2 separate regions of the Homo sapiens genome follow, and region 2 is linked to region 1. The links are chromatin contacts, found by Hi-C in ENCODE. All regions are on one chromosome and are shown on one strand. Each heading gives the region's core, a stretch centred on a gene start or an enhancer-like site at or near the end of the contact. The rest is flanking DNA. Distances are from core to core; before and after follow the strand shown.

Region 1 (5,313 bases), core at 2,107-4,606:
GTGTGTTCTTGACCCTGAAGATCTTCCAGAGGGACAAGATGTGGAGGTGAAAGATGGTGATATTGATGATCCTGACCCTGCATAGGCCTGACCCAAACACACACGTGTGTGTTTGCATATTAGTTTTCAATAAAATAGTTTAAAAAGTAAAAAACAAAATAAAACATTTTAGAAATAGAAAAAAGCTTATAGAATAAAGATAGAAATAAAGAAAATAGGTCGGATGCAGTGGCTCATGCCTATAATCCCCACACTTTGGGAGGCCAGGAGTTTGACAGCAGCCTGGCCAACATGGCGAAACCCTGTCTCTACTAAAAATACAAAAATTAGCCAGGTGTTATGGTGTACACCTGTAATGCCAGCTACTCAGGAGGCTGAGGCACGAGAATTGCTTGAACCTGGGAGGCAGAGGTTGCAGTCAGCTGAGATAGCACCACTGCACTCTAGCCTGGGCAACAAAGCGAGACTGTCTCAAAAAAAAAAAAAGAAAAGAAAAGAAAGGAGGGAGGGAGGGAGGAAGGAAGGAAAAGAAAGAAAGAAAAAATATTTTTGTATGGCTGTACAATGTGCTTGTGTTTTAAGCTAAGTGTTATTACAAAGTCAAAAAGTTGAAAAAAAAAGGTTTGTACAGTAAAAAAGTTACAATAAGCTAATTTATTACTGAAGAAAGAAAAACGTGTTTATAAGTTTAGTATGGTCTAACTGTACAGTGTTTATAAAATCTATAGTAGCGTAATGTTCTAGGTGTTCACATTTACTCACCACTCACTGACTTATCCAGAGCAACTTTCAGTCCTGCAAGCTCCATTCATGGTAAGTGCCTTATACAGGTGTATCATTTTTACTCATTTACTGTACCTTTTCAATGTTTAGATACACCAATACTTACCATTGTGTTACAATTGCCTGTAATATTCAGTACAGTAACATGCTGAATAGGTTTGTAGCCTAGGAGCAATAGGCTATGCCAAATATCCTCAGTATGTAGTAGGCTATACTAGCTAGGTTTGTGTAAGTATAATCTATGATGTTCACACAACAAAATTGCCTGACACATTTCTCAAAACATATTCCCATTGTCAAACAACACATGACTGTACTGCACACCTTCCTGGAAGTAGAAAAATTTTTGACTAAAGTTTCATTTGGATTCCAGAAGAAATATGCTATAGTTTTGGATATACATTTTTTTTCCTGTCTGTTCACCCAAAGTGAGCCTCACTCATACAAAAACTGGGTGGTTCTGCCCTGGTGGAATATAGACCAAATGCCCATATGGGTGTAATATGTGACCGATACGGCCCATTCCTAGGTAATCAACATTATTTTCTCTTCCACCATTCCTTAACGTGCATCCTAAAGCCTCCACTACTGTCAAGCTAAATTTGATCCCCACCTTCTGCAAATTATGGCTCCCATATTTTTAGTGACTCCAGCACAATATTCCTTAACTGTAACGTTTCCTTTTCTTCAGTACAAAATATACCCCTCCTACCCCTTTCTCCAGATTTCCACTTCATATTGATCTTTTCCTCCACTGAAACCAGTGGCACTTAACTATTGCCTTAAATTGTAAACTATCTCTAAGGAAGCATATTTGTCTTCCCTACTAGTTCTAAACTCCTGGGAGCACAGATTTGATCTTGTACTTCCCTGTATTTCCATATTTCCACAAGGCTTAGGGATATAACCATGTACATTTTAGAAAATAGATAAATATTGCTGGGCGCAGTGGCTCACGCCTGCAATCCCAGCACTTTGGGAGGTCGAGGCTGGTGGATCACCGGAGGTCGGGAGTTCGAGACCAGCCTGACAAATATGGAGAAACCCCATCTCTACTAAAAATACAAAATTAGCCGGGTGTGGTGGCGCAAGCCTGTAATCCACCTACTCAGGAGGCTGAGGCAGGAGAATTGCTTGAACCCAGGAGGCGGAGGTTGTGGTGAGCCGATATTGAACCATTGCACTCCAGCCTGGGCAACAAGAGCGAAACTCCATCTCAAAAAAAAAAAAAAAAAAGAAAATAGATAAATATTTGTAGTTCTATGATTACTAAATATATCTACACTGACCTATATATACCTGTATAAAGATATATACCTGTACTATACTATATACCTATATTGTCCAGTATCATGTTGCCCACTGTCAAGAAACAAAATTTCATCAAATTTAGTTTAAAGTTCTTGGCCAGGCATGGTGGCTCACGCCTGTAATCCCAGCACTTTGGGAGGCCGAGGTGGGCAGATCACCTGAGGTCAGGAGTTTGAGACCAACCTGGCCAACACGGTGAAACCCTGTCTTTACTAAAAATACAAAAATTACCCGGGCATGGTGACACACTCCTGTAATCCCAGCTACTCGGGAGACTGAGACAGAAGAATTGCTTGAACCCGGGAGGCAGACGTCATAGTGAGCCAAGATTGTGCCACTGCACTCCAGGCTGGGCAACAGAGTTAGACTGTCCTCTGTCTCAAAAAAAAAAAAAAATCGAATTGGCTTTTATTAGTGATTCATGAATCAGGCAGCATCTCATCTATAAAACAGAAAAGTGTTCTAATGAGCTGAGCAGAAGGGGTTGGGCTTATAGGCAGAAAAGGGCTGAAGAAAGCAGAAATAAGGAACAAAAAGCAGATTGGTCATTTTGAAGTTACTTTCCTCAAAGAGTTACATCAGAGGGGACTTCTTTATCATGCCAGCTCAGGTATATGGGCCCCTTCTCCTATTTGTTGGAAAACTGACCCCTTTTAAAGCTGAGTTTAATTACGCAGCACCTAGGACAAGTTGCCTCCATTCTGGTTTTGTCTGCTCTCTTGAGGCCTAGTGCCAGAGTTCTGTCCAAAACAACGACCTCCCATAAACTTTATTTAACACCATTGATCTTTTTTCCTACGTCTAAGTCACCCCAACTGTTATAAATTCCTATTACAAAGGGATCCCTGCTATGCTAATTGCAACCTTTGGGGTCTAACCGTGCTGTACACACACACACACACACACACACACACACACACACATGCTCAACAAATTTATGCTATTTGATAAGAGGCAATTTGACGTCAAGAGAAGAACTGTTTGGCCTAGGCTCTATGCCAAGTCTTGGTTGTGCCACTAACCGTGAAACATACCCTCTCTGACCTTCAGTTTTCTGGCTGCAGACCTATTTTCCCAGGGGTGCCAGGGAGGGAGGATAGGCAACTGGTCCATTCGTTTATCCTCCCCACCTTCCCGGCGCAGCCTTCTCAGGGAAACTCCGCCTCAAGGCTGGGGACTGGAGGAAGGGTGGTGGGGCCACGGTGGCCATCTTTGTGCGGGGCGACCCGCCGCCCACGTGCTGCGGCTCCCGGGCCATCTTTGTGCGGGGCCGCGCTTCCGCCAGCGCCGCAGCGGGGAATCTGCAGTAGGTCTGCCGGCGATGGAGTGGTGGGCTAGCTCGCCGCTTCGGCTCTGGCTGCTGTTGTTCCTCCTGCCCTCAGCGCAGGGCCGCCAGAAGGAGTCAGGTGGGCTCCGGGCAGTGCCGAGCCTGCCCCTTGGGCTCGGGGTCTGGCCGGAGTCCCGAGGCGCTCCCCCGCGCGGCCGGCTCCCGGGAAGATGCCGTGGCCGCTGTAGCTCGGAGCTGGGCAGAAGGCACCGGGGCGCCTTGCGGCGGAGAGTGAGGTGCCGGGGTCTCTGCTCCTGCTCTGGACCCTGGAGAGTAACCCATTCCCCGGAATTCAGAATGACAGGGAGGAGAGGGAATTCCCCGTTCACCCGCAGGAGGCGTGGCCCGTGCTTGGCTACTCTGGACCTGCCTGAAACACTGAGGGGTCGGGGATGGGGGCAAATGTCGTGCGCGCGAGCGTGTGTGTATATGCGTTGCCAGAAGAGAAGAGGGGTTTAATGTCTGTAGCTTTTAACTGATCCTCTTTGTGGAGTTCAATTTGATTAGTAGAAAGTGAGAGTCCGCGTCACTATCCATAGCATTCTGAGGGTTGAGCATTAAGCTTGGGAATTTTCCAGTTTCTTGGACACCTGACAGCCGGATAGAGGAACAGACTTGACGTGAGCGTGGGAGTTGCACACACAAAAATTCCTCCCTAGCGTTTCGTTTCCATCAGTGGGATGGGAAGGGGATTTCTGAAAGTTTTGGTCTTCTGTTTCTTCTGTTGGTGTGGTGTCAGCAAATAACATTCAGGAAAATTTTTTTAACTCTCATTTACTTCACTTTTTAAAGGTTCAAAATGGAAAGTATTTATTGACCAAATTAACAGGTCTTTGGAGAATTACGAACCATGTTCAAGTCAAAACTGCAGCTGCTACCATGGGTGAGTTCTTTTCTTTGATGTGTCTTTGAGAGTTTAGTTGCTGTCACAGGAAGTATTCTAACATCCTTGAGAGATTTTGGTTGCAGTGGTCAGAAAGGCAAGGATGTTTTTCTATTTCTGGGGAATAAAAATGCTCTCGCATGGGAAAGGCTCAGGTGGTGTCAACCTAACCACTGACTCACTGCGGGATTCAGTGCATGTGCATCTGTTTTTCCCACTGGGCTGCAAGCTTCCTGAGGTCAGGGTCTGTGTCTTATTTGCTGTTGTCTCCCTGGTGCTAGCTGTCAGTGCGTGCTCGATAAATATTGTTGAGGAAATAAACCCATCTATCGCTGAATCTAGTCCTAAATTTCCTGATGGTTATCTTTAGAAAATGCACATCAGGCTGGGCATGGTGGTTCATGCCTGTAATCCCAGCACTTTGAGAGGCCAAGGCAGGTGGATCACCTGAGGTCAGAATTTCGAGACCAGCCTGGCCAACATGGTGAAACCCTGTCTCTACTAAAAATACAAAAATTAGCTGGGCATGATGGCACGTGCCTGTAATCCCAGCTACTCGGGAGGCTGAGGCAGGAGAATCGCTTGAACCCGGGAAGCAGAGGTTGCATTGAATCCAGATCATGCCACTGCACCCCAGCCTGGGTGACAGAGTGAGACTCCGTCTCAAAAAAGAGAGAGAATGCACATCAGGGCCGGGATGAGGTATGGTAGAAAGATAACTCTGAAAACAGACTTGGGTGTTGGTGCCGGTACTCCCACTGGTTACCCCTGTGCCGAGCCACTTCAACTCCTCTGGGTCTCAGATTCTTCATCAGCTAAATAACAGGGTCTTTTAAGCTCCTTTTTATGTTATTTTTGACTCCTCAAAAAATTCCTTGGATGCTTATGATACTTATTGAAAACTTACTATGCACTCACTTTAAAAGGAATACAAAATAGTGTAATTTTGGTTACTGCTGTCACGCTACCAGAGTAAGGGCTTGTGGGGGAGAGTGTGGACCAGACAGAC
Region 2 (5,970 bases), core at 682-3,181, 2.4 Mb after region 1:
CCCAGTGGCTAGACTAGTACCTGGCACGTACTAGGATTTGCTAAATACAGGTTGAAAGTATGAGTAAATGCACAAACCTCAGGCATTCTGAGCCTCAATTTCTTGACTTTCTGTTTTTCTCTTGTTACAATAGAGAAAGCTCAGATTTATAGTTGGAAGCCTCTCTAACGTAAAATAGGCTCAAAACAGTTTGTGCCCTCCTGGCTACCGTAATAAAACATCACTAAATCATTATTGTCATCAACAAATATGTGCAGAGCAGTATGGTAGATGCAGGGGATGCAAAGATTCTACACAAGACATACTCTCTGCTATTGTTCTGGTTGGGAAAGAAAAGTATGTTTATGTACATGTGTACACACACACAGATACAAAAAAATATACTTAAGAATATCAGATATATGTTAAATGCTAAATAGATGACACAGATAAGAATACAGGCCATAAAGTCAGAGGACTGGGCTTCTCTGAACCATTTTTCTTGCTGTAAACAAAATAGCAATTCCTACCTCCTAGAATGATTCTATTTAGAAGAGAAGGCAGCCACCAAGATGGTCTTAAAATGTAGTATAAGTGTAGAGCTGGGCCTTAAATAACCATTTGGAGACCTCTTATCATGCTCCAGGAATTGTTCTAATTGCTTTCATGTATTAACTCATTTAATCATTCCAACAACTCTAAGGAACAGATACTATTATTTTTTTCCCAATTTGAACAATGAGCATACTTAAACTCTGGAGAATGTAATTAGCTGGCACAAAGTCACACTGTTAAGTATAAAGCAGGGGTTCAAACTAGAGCCACCATCTGCCTTAAAGCATTTAACTACGATATGAAACAGCTTCGGCACACCTTCAAAGGGTAGGATTTACACAGACAGGTTGAAGGAGACATAACCACCTACCCCAAAATCAATTGACAAATGTGCCTAAGGCAGAAGGTGAGGGAGTGCAGTTGGATTGCGTAATTACCCTGAAAAACCACCTGTTATGGAAACCATCTGTAAACTTTCTCGAGTGTTTCTCCTATAATTCAACACTTCTCCCATCTTTACATTAAATTCATGAAATTTGACACAAAAAGACAATTATTTATCTATTTTAAGGCTACTACCCTGTTGCCAGGCCACCGGGTCCGGCCCAGCCTTGATTCTTCGGGAATCACTTCTCCCTCGCCGCGCCTGTTACTGCCTCCACGGATCACTGTGAGGAAAATAAATGAAAAGGAAATTCAGTGCGATCCTGTTGCGGCTGATCCTAAATGTCTGCAGTTGCTATCTCCGAATCCTCTTTCTCCTCCCCACTACACATCCCCTTCTCCAGTCCTAGGACCACAAGAAACTTCCTCTGGTACAAAAAGGTCAGAAAACGATTACTGAGGTAACAGCGTCGCTTCAAGTCTAAGGACCGAGATTCTGGGGCCTCTGGGCTCCTTTACTCCAGATTCTAGACCCGGCTTTCGCGCTACCAGGCCTTGGATAAGACACTAGGCCCTGTGCCTGGACACTGCACCTCCCCAGGCCTCAGTTTCCACACCAGATCTCTACAGAGTGGGCGTGAGGGCAGGCCGATTCTCCCGTTAAGAGCTCTTACAAGCCGGCTGACTTCGTCCAGGAGCCTGGGGTCCTGGCCTCCTGGTAGGCGCCCTGGGGCCCTCTCCCTCCCCAGCCACCACCTCAGATAAGTTACCTCATCCTCGCTTCGCGTTCTTCCACTAAAGAACCTGGGGCTCCCACGCCGCACTACAGCGCCGCGGCCTTCCGGGGCAGCGTGCGTCGCGACGCGGGAAGGGGCCTGGAGGCGGGACTAGGAGCCTCGGAGTCAAGGGGCGGAGCGCCCTTTGCTAATAAGCCAATCAGAACGTGAGACGCTCCGGTGGGGCGGTGCGCGTCGAGCGCGGGGTGGAGTCTGGGTGACTTGGCTGGCGGGATCAAGTGCAGCTGCTTCAGGCTGAGGTGGCAGATAGTGAGCGCTGGTGGCGGAGTTAAAGTCAAAGCAGGAGAGTAATTATGAATAGCGCAGCGGGATTCTCACACCTAGACCGTCGCGAGCGGGTTCTCAAGTTAGGGGAGAGTTTCGAGAAGCAGCCGCGCTGCGCCTTCCACACTGTGCGCTGTGAGTGAGGACCATCCGGGGATAGAGGGGGAGCCTCCCGGGATGGGGGTGAAGAGGCACAAACCCCTCTGGGTTTTGTTCCCACAGTACCCCTTACACTGTTGGAGACTACGGGGCGGGGAGGGGGGAGGCAGCGCGATCCTCTAACCTGCTCGGAGTCTTAGGGGGTCGGTGGAAGGAATCGGAGTAGAGCAAATGTGGGTAAACCCTGGACAGAGAGCGTTGAGACCAGCAGACAGGAAGGGAAAGTGTGAAAAAAGTCTGTAGAGGTGACTGTGGAGACAGACGTGACAGGTGGATGATGCAGGGGTGGACAGGAAAATAATAAGGTGACAAATGGGAAGGGACTAAGGACCGAATGCCGGGGAACTTGAATGCCTTGAGGCTGGTGGGGCAATATTCTCTCTTTTCATCACTTTTTCTCACCTCTGGCAGATGAGGGTTCTTATTTGGTGTGTTCTTTGCAAAGGGAGAAATTCTCAACCATCCCAATGATCTGTATATCTCTTTGGACCCCAGATTTCACTCAGTTATCAAATACTGATTATCAAAGTATTCGAGGGTGTGTTATTAATTTCTTTATTTGGAAGATGCTTACCTCCCTATGATTTCTACCCTTTGGTTTTCTTTATGTCCTCTGGAACTAGTTTTAATAAATTATTCTCTTTTATGTTGTTGGAGTAGAAAAAGGAGCTCTTTTGCTTTAGCAGTTGGATGATATAGATTCCAGGAAGGAAAATATAGCATATAAGTTTTTATGTGTAAGACATTCGTTTTTTGCATAACAACTGTCATAGAATTGTAGAGCGGGAAGGAAACTTCAAGATCACTGAATTATAACTTCTCATTTTTCTGTGGTAAAACTGTAAGTATTTTTTCACTTCCTTTCCCCAGCCTTGCCCTTCCTTAATATCTCATCATTCCGCCTTTCTCAGTCATTCTGTTCTCGGGTTGTTTAGAGACCTTTATGGTTTTTACTCTGAAATGTTCCATGGTTCAATCAAAACAACTAATTAAAGCATACATTCTCCCAAAAGTTTATTTAAGTTGTAGACAATTTAGTTATAGTTACTCAAAGTAAAGGTATGAAGAACCACTGGTTTTAACCCTGCAAGAATATATTTACTAAAAGGGTTTTTTTAAAGCAAAATTAACATCCAATTGGTAGAATAAATGGGTGAGATATTTGTGAACAGAAACTCTTCAACAGTGTCCCTTGTTTATTCTTCTTTATCATATACTTTCTCATCCAGAGCTCCCCACGATGAGATGGTGCTGTGCTGGCTCTGCAGTTTCTCTCTCTTCAGTCCCATTTTCCGGAAGTGTGATATGCGTCTTTATCTGGTTTTTCCATGCCTTTTTCTCAAATAGTATCTACTCTCTCCTTTTCTCTTCCTTCTCAGGTATGCAATAGTCTTAATATTAATTTTTCAAGTTACAAGGGCTTAAGATTATAAAAATTTGCTTAAGAATATATTTCTATATGATTTGGGTATATATTCTCTTATGTAGGGCACAAATCCCAATTTAAATGAATAAAAAATTGCCTTTGAAAATAATCTTGCAGGTCCTTCACAGCCTTTCATTTATAAAGGTTCTGAAAATGCCAGTATCTTGAAAGTCAGAGGATCAGATGATCCAGCTACCAGAATGAAAATAAACAAAAATAAGCAAAACAACAATAATGACAATAATAAATAAACAAACATACATGTTTGAATACACACTTAGTCCTGTGGAAGACAGAACTATTAGAAAAGTTTTCAGTCCTTATTTTCTTTTATTGTTGTTGTTGAAGCAGGTGTGGTAATGGCACAGAATCATTTTAGATTTATTTAAATAAAACTGTTTATTATTCTTGAGGACAGGTTCATTTCCAATGTAATCCTCACTCTTAAGAACTCAGAGTGAGGTTTGAAAATTGTAGAATAGTATGAAGCTGATGTTCATGCAGATAAGGGGGACCTAATTTATAACCAACCCTCAAGCCAATGTCATTGGAGAGAAAGTAATATTCTGCCTTTATTTACAGGAGCAATTCTGCCTGTCTGATATAAGACTTCAGGCAAACCCGGATGTGAATCCTGGTCTCCACCACCTATATATATAATGTGACTTTGGGAACATTCTCTAAGCTCTCAACCTCAGTTTTCTTATGGCTAAAAGATAATAGTAATATTTACATTTCATGGTTTGTGTAAGGATTAAATAAGATAGCATAAACAACCTGGAACAATATTTGCCACAGGGTAGAGAATAAATAGTAGTCACCATTAATGTTGAAGAGTTATATTCATATGTGTACGAGGGGTGCTAATGAATGTAATTTAGTCAGACTTTGAAACAGCATTTATCAGAGTTTAGCAATAAAAACTATCAAAAAGATAGTCTGGCATGTGGTAGGAAGGGCATGGGATGTTCTATCAACGATAAGCTGAATGCTTAGCAACAGGTGCTTTACCGGGTAGAAGAGTTTCAATAACAGGACCTACTAGAATCAATTTTGAATTGGGAGTAGTACTAGTTTTACTATTTATATCCAGATAAGGCAATGAATTGTGAAATCCTAAGTTTGTAAATGACACCACTTTTTTGTGTCCTTAAATGATGAGCTAATGAGCAGTGTGGGTTTTGGAGTTGGTTGAATTCATTCAAATCCCGGAAAATAAACTGATGATAATAATTGTGGATTCTTATGAAAATATTGGCATTATGTGATGTTACAGTTAAAATAATCAGAAAAGCGATAAACATTGGCAGAAAAGGTATTAAATACAAAGTAGAAAATGGTTTTCTACTCTTCATGCAATATAATAAGTAATTCCATTGTAAACCTGAAAAAATTGCATAGATGAAAGAAATCCAGAGAGAATAAATAAATGGTAAAGTTGGTGGTAGGGTTTCCAAACCAAGGAGAACTGAGAAATGAACTATTTAGTCTGGAATCATAGCAACTTGGAAGAGAATATGTTTGACATTTAGAAGCATACAGAAAGTATGAATATGAGATTAATCAGCAAATTCTTTAATTCTGGAACTCAACCACTTGAAACTCGGAAGTTATATACTTTTAAAAAAGTGTGTGAGGACAAAAGACAACACTGCTTGATATAATGGGTAATAAAGAGTAGAGTTTATTAATCCTAACAGTAGAATAATTAGAAATGTAAATAGATTCAGAATAGTTTTGGCAGATTTATTGATTATGAATTCATGTTTATCATTAAGTAAAGCTAAAGATATTTTGCATACATTTGTCTCTTGCAGATAATCTCATATACTATAGGCATCTATGTAGTCTTCAGGGACCTGTGAACCCCTTGGGATTGTACAGTATTTGATATGTATGTTCATATATGTATTTTTCTGTGGAGAGGATCAATGATTGGTCTATAATTTTCATCAGGTTTTCATAGGGATGGATTTATGATTGTCTCTCATCTCCTAATACTGCTCCCCATACACATACATACAAGTTAAGATCTGTGGATGTAAGACAAACAGGCTATATAATATGAGGAGATAAATTATGTGGCTTGAGTTCCTGACTTCATCATTTATTGACTTCATTACTTTAGAGGAGTTCTCCATTAGTAAAAGGTGGGCAAAATGTTCAACCCAAAATTTTTTTTGTGAAGATTAAAATTGATAGTATATTGTAAAGAAAAAAATCACTTCATAAACACTAAAACAGAGGTTATAGATTAATAGCATATAGGCTGAGCTTGACTTTAGAAGTGCTTTGTTTGGTCCACACCATTGTTGTTTTATCTTGAGTTAGTTGCAAATACCTAACATTCAGGACCTTTTATATAAAAAATCTAGATTTTCAGCTTATCTTTAAAAATCAGATGAT

What was found. Hi-C counts contacts between places; a loop is a spot of excess contacts on that map. Pooled maps may share reads with other maps.
Region 2: a loop to region 1 is called in a map of CD4-positive, alpha-beta T cell, with 7 times the contacts of the local background. The contact joins the promoter of EAF2 here to the promoter of POGLUT1 in region 1. A Hi-C loop is called at or near these places in 2 of 168 maps with a recorded cell type or tissue (CD4-positive, alpha-beta T cell and naive thymus-derived CD4-positive, alpha-beta T cell) and 9 of 50 pooled maps.

What each region holds. Positions count from the first base shown.
Region 1 is chr3:119,465,607-119,470,919 of GRCh38, forward strand. POGLUT1 (protein O-glucosyltransferase 1) reads left to right here and starts at 3,357. Exons shown (of 11, transcript NM_152305.3): 1 at 3,357-3,500; 2 at 4,214-4,304. The coding sequence starts at 3,416. RefSeq lists enhancers at 3,021-3,521, 3,214-3,383 and a silencer at 3,434-3,633.
Region 2 is chr3:121,833,278-121,839,247 of GRCh38, forward strand. EAF2 (ELL associated factor 2) reads left to right here and starts at 1,932. Exons shown (of 6, transcript NM_018456.6): 1 at 1,932-2,114. The coding sequence starts at 2,009. IQCB1 (IQ motif containing B1) reads right to left here and starts at 1,783. Exons shown (of 15, transcript NM_001023570.4): 1 at 1,689-1,783; 2 at 1,114-1,202.